Linked DNA regions of Homo sapiens: region 1 is linked to region 2. A link is an interaction called in ENCODE POLR2A ChIA-PET data of the cell type or tissue named here. Cell type or tissue: PC-9. All regions are shown on one strand. Each heading gives the region's core, and the rest is flanking DNA. Links, peaks and the distances in the headings are about the cores only.

Region 1 (4,395 bases), core at 148-4,147, 50 kb after region 2:
AAGTAAATATTTATTAATTTATTTTAAAAATGTTAACATGGAAAGAAATTATATTACATAAATAATGTATTTTAGAAAAATAATTATACTTTCCAAACAAAAATAATTAGTGGGAAGAGTGGCATTGTTTTACAGTTTTGCACGGCTCTTGAATGTCTGGTGTAATAGAAGATAGCTGGTTTCATGCCTCCTCCTGCATTCAGTCGGTCACTATATGTTGTTTTGTTTGAAGTATGTGAAGAAAATTCAGCCTTATGTAGATATGTATATGGGAAAGAATAGAGGATTTTAATCGCCTTTTCAGATAATTACAGATGTTCTTTTTTCATACCACACCAAAATGCAAGGAGTCGTTTCTTAAAGGTTAAGTGCAATGTAGAACCTGAAAAAAAAAATCAATAAACTTTTGAACTCAGTTAATACATTAAAATCCATTGGCCTATTTTATATCTTGACTGGGTCCTTTAGCTATGCATAATTTGGTAAAATCATACATTGATCATTTGGGAAATATCAGTTCACTGATTTATACGGATCTTACAAATGTAAACACATTTCATTGTACAATATTAGAAAATCACATCTATTAATAGCACCACTGATCTCATCTGAAGGTTTTTGAGTATTGGGAAGTTGTCAAGCTCTTGGTGGCAGATACGAGTTTCCCAAAATTGTAATTTCTGCTTGAAAGCTCAAGTTTATCACTGACAACATAATGTCACAGTGATTTTCCTAGAAATGACAGGTTCATTTCATTCATTTTCAAGAAAATGTCTACCACAAACAAAGGACCACATTATGACTTTCATGGGCCATAGGCATTTTTGCCTGCATGGGCCCTTTCCTCCACTAAAAAGACAACTGCACTGGTATAAAGACAAATAAATTAATATTGTATATTAAAACTGTGCCTCGTGGAGTATTCAGCCCTACGTACACCCAATTCTGAATACCCATAGTTTGTCTGTCAGGTGTAGCTTCTCCATTAGAAACAGTACTCAGGCCCCCAGGACTTTATGGGCCCACGAAAATGTCTTAATTTCTTTTAAAATCAGAAGAAAATGAAAGTTAGTTCTTTTATATTGAAGAAAATATTTTAATATATAATGTTAATATATTTGTCTTTCTACGAACACGGTTGTAAAATTTTTTTTCTATTGTTTTATAGAAGAAGGGACTCATGAAGGTAAAAGTGCCTAGGGCCATGAAAGTGTAATGCAGCCTTGCTGTCAGCCCTTGTTTCAAGAAAAGCTAGTGTTCCATGAGAAAAGCAGCTAGTTTAACTCACAGCTCAATTGCACACGTGCTTCTCCTCAAGATGACCATCCTAGTAGAAATGCTGTATGCGTACTTCCCATTTGGTCACGTGGAATATTTTAAAATGTGTTCCAAAGGGTCAGATTTAATAAAATTAATGCTTTTTACTGTTTCATCAGGACATTCTTAAGTTAAACTGGCTCTCTTTTTTTTTTTTTTTTTTTTTTTTTGGCTGTGAGTGCTTCATAATAAATAATAAAATGATGATGAGTATGGGATGATGCCATTGCTGATTTGTGGTAAGTCGCCAGCAGTTTTATCCACTACTGTTCTTGCACCATTTGTGCAAAGATCAACACAGGGAAAAGTCAAATAATGTCTTAATGTTAACATGAAAATAGTTGTGACTTTTTGTACCTCCAGGAAGGGTCTCAGTGACCTTCGGGGGACTGCAGACTACATTTTGAGAACTACTGCTTCACAATATCCACAAGCTTGGCCATCGTTAATTTAACCAACTCCTTATTTTTTCTTCTTTCAGGCTGTTTCCAACTCTATTATAAAGATGTTATGAATATTTTTAAAGATTGGCCAGGCGCAGTGGCCCACGCCTATTACCCCAGCACTCTGTCAGGCCAAGGTGGGCAAATCCCTTGAGGTCAGGAGTTTGAGACCAGCCTGGCTAACATGGTGAAACCCCATCTCTACTAAAAATACAAAAATTAGCTGGGCGTGGTATGCGGGCCTGTAACTGCATCTAGTCAGGAAGCTGAGGCAGTTAATGCCCTTGTTTAAGATAAGTACAGGTGAGTAGTTACCCTTAATGAGGAATAACAAAGGGGCCATGGGAAACCATCCTAGAGAGTTTGTAGGAAGGAAGAGGACTGTATTACCTCTTTTCATGCCTAGAGGCATCTCTGAATTTAAATATTTTTTCCCCTGAGGTTAGAACTGGATTGAAAATACAGGTTGAAGGATTTAGGATACCTGTAGAGCAGTGAAAATGTGCTCTGCAGACCACAATGGGGTCCCTGAGACCCTTTCAAGTGATCTGTGACCAAAACTATTTTCATAATAATATGAAAGCCTCATTTGCCTTTTTCACTGTGTTGACATCTGCACTGATGACACAAAAGCATTGTTGGGTAAATAGCTGGAGGCTTAGCATGAGTCAAGGCAGTGGCCCCAAACTGTACTAGCAGCCATAGAATTCTTCACCTCATCTCACACACACACACACACACACACACACACACACACACACACACACCACAGAAAGAGAGTGTTAGTTTCACTTAAGAACTGAGAATGTCCTTAATGAAACAAATTTTTTAAAATTTAAAAGCTTGTATCTGCTACCATGAACTTGACAGCTTCCCAATACTTTTCTGATGAGATTGGTGATAGTGTTAACTAATATGACTTTTTGATGTTGTATTTTAAAATCAGTCAACATTTGGAAAATCTGCATAAGTTAGCTAGCCAATATTTTTCAAATGACCCATGTAAGATGTCACAAAATTATGCATAGGTAAAAAGATCCATTCAAAGTGCAAGATAAACCGATGGATTTAATGTCACAGAGTATGAAAAGTTAGTGATGTTTTCAGATTCTACATAACTACTAACCTTTAAGAGCTGACCACTTGTTGAGTTTTAGTATAGAATCAGAGAACAATATCCACAATTATCTGAAAAGAGTACTGTAATATTCCTTCCTTAAAAAAAAAAGCAAAACGGCCAGGTGCGGTGGCTCACGCCTGTAATCCCAGCACTTTGGGAGGCCGAGGCGGGCGGATCACAAGGTCAGGAGATTGAGACCACCCTGGCTAACACGGTGAAACCCCGTCTGTACTAAAAAATACAAAAAATTAGCCGGGCGTGGTGGCGGGCGCTTGTAGTCCCAGCTACTAGGGAGGCTGAGGCGGGAGAATGGCGTGAACCCGGGAGGTGGAGCTTGCAGTGAGCCGAGATCGCGCCACTGCTCTCCAGCCTGGGCGACAGAGTGAGACTCTGTCCCAAAAAAAAAAAAAAAGCAAAACTTTTGCATGGAAAGAAAAACACCATTAAAAAGTCAAATGACAAAATGGAAGAAAACATTGGCAAAATATAGCACAGATAAAAACTATTGTCCTTGCCTTAGTCTTCTTGGGCTGCCATAACAAAATACCATAGATTGAGTGGCTTAAACAATAGGAACTAATTTTCTCACAGTTATGGAGGCTTGAAAGTCCAAGCTCAATGTTCCACCAGTGTTTGGTTTCTGGAAAGGGCTTTCTTCCTTTCTTCCTGGCTTGTGGACAACTGCTTCGTCCTCACATAGCATTTTTTGCATGGGTGTGTGGGGGTTTATTGGGGGGCTAGAAAGAGCATTCTTTGATGTCACTTCTTATAAAGACACTAATTGTATTGGATTAGGGCCCCATCCTTATGATCTCATTTAAACTTCGTTACCTCCTAAAGGCTCCATCTCCAATTACCATCACATTGGAGGTTAGAGCTTCAACATATGAATCTGGGGGAGACAGAATTTAGTTCATAGCACTCCCTAATATCTTCTGGCCAGGCAGAGTGGCTTATGCCTGTAATCTCAGCACTTTGGGAGGGCAGATAGCATGGACAGATAGCTTGAGCCCAGGATTTCAAGATCAGCCTGGGCAGCATGGTGAAACCCCATCTCTACAAAAAATACAAAAATTAACTGGGTGTGGTGGCATGTGCCTGTAGTCCCAGCTACTTGGAAGGCTGGGATGGGAGGATGCTTGAGCCAGGGAGCCTGAGGCTGCAGTGAGCTGAGATCATGCCACTGCACTCCAGCTTGGGCAACAGAGCCAGGCCCTGTCTCAAAAAACAAAAACAAAAACAAAAAAAACTTCTGAAAATTAATTAATATCTTATTGAAAGATATCCAGAAGATATGAACAACTAATACAAAGAGATATAAAAATGGTACTTAAAGTATGGAAAGATATTCAACTTCATACATAAAAGGAGTGCAAACAAAACCACACATAGAAACCATTTCTTACTTACCAGACTGGCAAAAGTTCAAAAGCTTGAACCTATACTGGCAAAGCTGTAGGAAACAGGCTGTCTCTCTAATACATGACTGGTAGAAATACAAACTGCTTCAAATCT
Region 2 (4,395 bases), core at 283-4,282:
GGTGAGGACAGGAGGAGGAGGAATATCAAATGTGACATGTTTAAATTAAACATTTGAATGAGAAGTCCAAAAAAAGAGAAACACACACATGAGATCATTTCCAAAGGTTAAAAGAAATAAAATGAATGCCCCGTTTCACTTCGCAAAAGCCTATAAAGCTGGCATCCCACTGAGAAGGCTACTAAAACATGGCATCTGTTTAAAAAAAAAAAAAGTGGACCATCAGGCCAACCAAAACAACAAGTTTCTCCATTCTGTCTGCAGCAGTCAACTTGCAGGCTTTGATTTTTATTCTTGTGACATTTACCATTTTGTCTACCTTCAAGGGATTTCTCTTGAAAACCCAGAGAACAGTATTGATATATGTAGAGGACTGCCTTTATTTTTTCCCCTCAACATATGGGCCGATCTCTATCAATATTTTTCCAGGCCCATCTCTTACTCTAGCCTATCTTATTTTTATGGTTTAATTTTTTTTTTTTTTTTTTTTTTTTTTTTTTTTTTTTTTACAGATAGGATCTTGCTGTTGCCTAGGCTGGAGTGCAGTGGCACAATCATAGCTCACTGCAGCTTCGAACTCCTGGGCTCAAGCAATCCTCCTGCCTCAGCCTCCTGAGTAGCTGAGACTACAGGCACGTGTCACCAAGCCCAGCTAAGTTTTTTATTTTTTGTAGAGATGAGGTCTCACTATCTTGCCCAGGTTGGTCTCCAACTCCTGGCCTCACTCAATCCTCCTGCCTCAGCCTCCCAAAACGCTGGAGTTACAGGTGTGAGCCACTGCACCTGGCCTTTGTATTTTAGTATAAAATGTGCTTTGGATAGAATCCTTGCTTTTTCTAGCTTGTGGCCTTTTTTTTTTTAAGTATCTGTATAAGGCAGTTGGAAAACAAGTTCAAGCTGGACACTCTTGAGTCCAGTCCTCATGTTTTCAGCCCACTGTTGCACCCAGTTCGTGTGGGTCAGGCCTGGGCCCATGGAATGAGTGTATCTCCCAGTAAGGAAGTCTGCTATCTGACAAAAACAGCAGAAGCTGAGAGCTCAAGGGATACAAAATAGATTGCAGTTGAGGGTTAGGAAGGAGGCTGCATCTGTGTGCCTATTTCCCCTGGCAAGCCTCTACATCGAAGAGCAGCAGAGCAGCCCTGTCGTGCCATTGAGCTGACAGTGCCACATATGCAAAGATAAAGCCATAGAGGCAGGACACTTGAGGGGCACCTCTCAGTCTGCCCTGAACCATCTGCCATCTTGAACAGGGAGACACCATGGCTCTGGGGCAGTTTTCCTCCATAAGAACTCACTTGGAGATATTGCCCTTCTGTTTAATACCATCCTCTAGCCAAATAATTCAAGAAGGTGGCATTCAGTCATATACTGTTTTCAGTTCTAAAGAAAAGTTGAAGTGATGGTAGTAAATTGTGGACTAAAGACAGCTTAATAGCATACTGATGTGGCCTGTCTTCTCTTTCAAGCTTTGTCATTTCTAATTAAGGTTTAAATGGAGAAACTATCATTTTGTAGTTACCTGAGATTTTTCAGTTCTAAAGTAAAAACAAAAAAACAAACAAAAACCAACACGTTTAAAAATCCCTCCCCAAGTAACCAGCAGTCAGTTTGATCATTATGGAAGAGAATTCAGATGGCAATGTATTTGCAATTGAGGAGAGAGTAGCCAATCACACTTAATGAAACAGACCGTTTACACTTGGAATGGCCTGGAGTAAGTTGATATTCAGCGTCTACACTCAAATATCAATCTTGGATTTGGAAATTTGGCTTGACCACTGTAAAGTCTGGGAAGATGAAATGCCTAAATTCTGGGTTCCATAACTTTTCATCTGACAGCTGGTGGTGCCGAACCCCGTCCCCAATTACCTAGGTCATCTTTAAGGTCAATGTCAGCATTGGTAGGATTGATTATGGCCTCCACCTCAAAGCCGGCTAAATTACTGATTTCACTGTGAATAAGGTTCAGCTGCAAAGAAAAGCATGAGGTGGGAAATAACAGGAGAGCTGGGAAGTCTCAGAGAAGGAGCCTTGGGATACAGGTAAAGGACAGTGGACACTCCAAGTGCACGAGGCACAAAAGGGAAGCAGGGAGTTGCTGGCTCAAATGAACCCATTTCAAACATAAGACTCAAATGCTGCTCGGGATGCGGGAGCAAGCAAACTAGGATGAATGTTCAGAGCCCGTGGGTGGCACCTGGGACAAAAGGAAGCACAAGCCACAGTGGACGAGGAGATCAGCTTTCCTTTAAAGGGACTTGTGATCTGGGGGCCAAAGTAAGGCAGCTATCAGGACCTAGAATGAGTACTCATTGCTGAGGGTTGGGGGCTGGTGGATGTGACTGTCCTCATCCTTGAGCACTAGGCTGGTGCTAACATCCTACCTGGCTTGGGCAAACCCCTAAGGGCTCTGCCATTGTCTTCCAAGTGACTATGGGCCTTTAAGGCTGTCCCCATCACTGTGACTGCTGGCTGGCTTCCCTGCCCTGCTCAGGGTGGCAAGAAGTGAGAATAGTCTCTTGCTTAGTAACATTTAATTTACGTGCCCATTAGTCATGTAATGCTGAAGTTCCATGGTGAAACCCAGGGGAGGAAGGTTCTCCAGCAAGACAATGTGTCTTTTAAATGGTTTTCACCTTGTTGGTCAGGTTGCTCTGAGACTCAATGGGTGGCTTATTGAGCATTTTCCTTAAGTGTTATATCCACCCAGTGAATTTGTTCTTTCTGAAGAGCCACTGAATGGGTGTCCCCCAGCCACTGTTATTCTGTTACAATGGCAACCCTGGCATCTGAGTATTCGAAGAATACTGAGTTCGAAATTCTGTCAGAGGGGCAAGGGGAATTAATGGGCCTAGGACTGCTGTCCCAGGTCCTACTATTCCCCTTGCTTTTCTTTAGGTATTGCAGGAAAGCTTGCTCTTGCACATGCTCTCACAATGACATTGCTCACTCTTCAGTAACATAAATTCCTAACACCTGCAGACAAGTGCAATGCCTGAGTAGCCCTAGCAGAGCTGGTGCTCAAGACTATGACCTAGGCCAGAATAGTGGCTGCAGTCTGCAGGGTTTACCAGGGCATGAGGCTTTGTCCAGGAGCTCACCCAGGAGAGGGCTGTGCACAAGACACTTGGCAGGGAAGCTCCTGGCAACAGAGCAAGTTGCTGCATTTCTAGGGCCAAACATTTTGTTGAAAACAAAACCAAACAACCTGGCACTCCAGAAGTATCGGAAATATAAACCCACATTTTTGATTCCCAGAAACAGTCAGATTCTCAAAGAGGGATGTGCTTACACTAAGAGTCATCCTCTGGGAGGAAACAGTTGTGGAATTAAGTTTTGTCAAACAGCCAAGGAAGAATTCTGGCCAGGGCAGTGGACTTCATTTTTGGTTAAAGACTCAGAGAAGAGGACCAAGTATTATTCATATGGACTTTCTGGGTTATTGCTCCTCGCACTATAGAGTGATTTAGAGGCCACCCACACCCTTGAAGCTGAAGGAAGCCATGGGGGTGATCTCACAAAGCGAAGCTCTCAGCAGCTCAGAGCCCTGGCACCAGGACAGAGGCACAGAAAAGAGACAGCATGGGGGCTGGGGCCTGACTGCTGCCACTGGGGAGTAGGGGTGTGGGTGGGCACAGAGTCGGGGGCCTTAGGGTAAGGCAAGTGAACTCTCAGGATTTAGAACAAGGCAAAGGATTTTACTCTATTATTTAGTTCTGCATTTGGCTCCAAGCAAATGCTATTTACAAAAACTCAAATTAAGCCAATACTCCCCACCACACACCACCAAAACACACCCCACACAGTGTGAAGAGGCAGGAGGTTGGTGAGGAAGGCAGGCAAAGGAGAAAAAGACTCGATCTACTCAGTGTAATGTGGATGTGTATGCTTTTAAGGCACCTATAAATTCCTATGTTTAAAACAATACATGTTCAATCCTTAAAATTCACGCAATTTTTTCCAATTGTATAGATGCTTCTGGTGTTATATTCAGAAATGTTTCATTGGAAAAGAAGCTATTTTGGCGGGCTCTGCTTCAGCTAGCCAGGAAGACCCCCTCAGTGGCCTGTATCTGACTCTCTTCGCGGGAGAACCACCTGCTCTGTCTAGGGGAATGGGATTCTCTGGGGGAAACTTGGATTTGCTGAAGGAAGGGAGCAGTTGCGAACAGAACTCAAGCTCATGGAGAATTCTCAGCTTCCTTTGGACTCACTACCTTCCCTTCTGACCAGAGGCATCCCCACTCTTGGAAGTGCAGACTACAGTACCTCAGGGAGCCACTACTACTCAGCATTGAGGATTTCCTGCCAACCAAGTGCTGTTTCACTCTTCACATCTGTGGATGAGGCTAGAGCTGTGATTTTCCAACTATGCTCTGCTATGCACTGGGGC

The links. Peaks named below come from ENCODE experiments on the same cell type or tissue, not always from the same donor. Only the 100,000 strongest peaks of a DNase experiment are listed, where the experiment ranks them.
Region 1: POLR2A ChIA-PET joins it to region 2 with 5 read pairs; 2 of 35 experiments call an interaction of 5 or more read pairs at or near these places.

Annotation. Positions count from the first base shown.
Region 1 is chr5:135,401,592-135,405,986 of GRCh38, forward strand. No RefSeq gene overlaps it. Among named protein-coding and RNA genes, the nearest start is that of MACROH2A1, 4.6 kb to the left of the region's middle. RefSeq lists an enhancer at 1,814-2,380. In PC-9, for the core only: no CTCF peak of the experiment used is centred there; a DNase peak (open chromatin) is centred at 2,430.
Region 2 is chr5:135,351,074-135,355,468 of GRCh38, forward strand. It overlaps MACROH2A1 (macroH2A.1 histone), which reads right to left. Exons shown (of 9, transcript NM_138610.3): 6 at 1,873-1,972. Among named protein-coding and RNA genes, the nearest start is that of MACROH2A1, 46 kb to the right of the region's middle. In PC-9, for the core only: no CTCF peak of the experiment used is centred there; no DNase peak of the experiment used is centred there.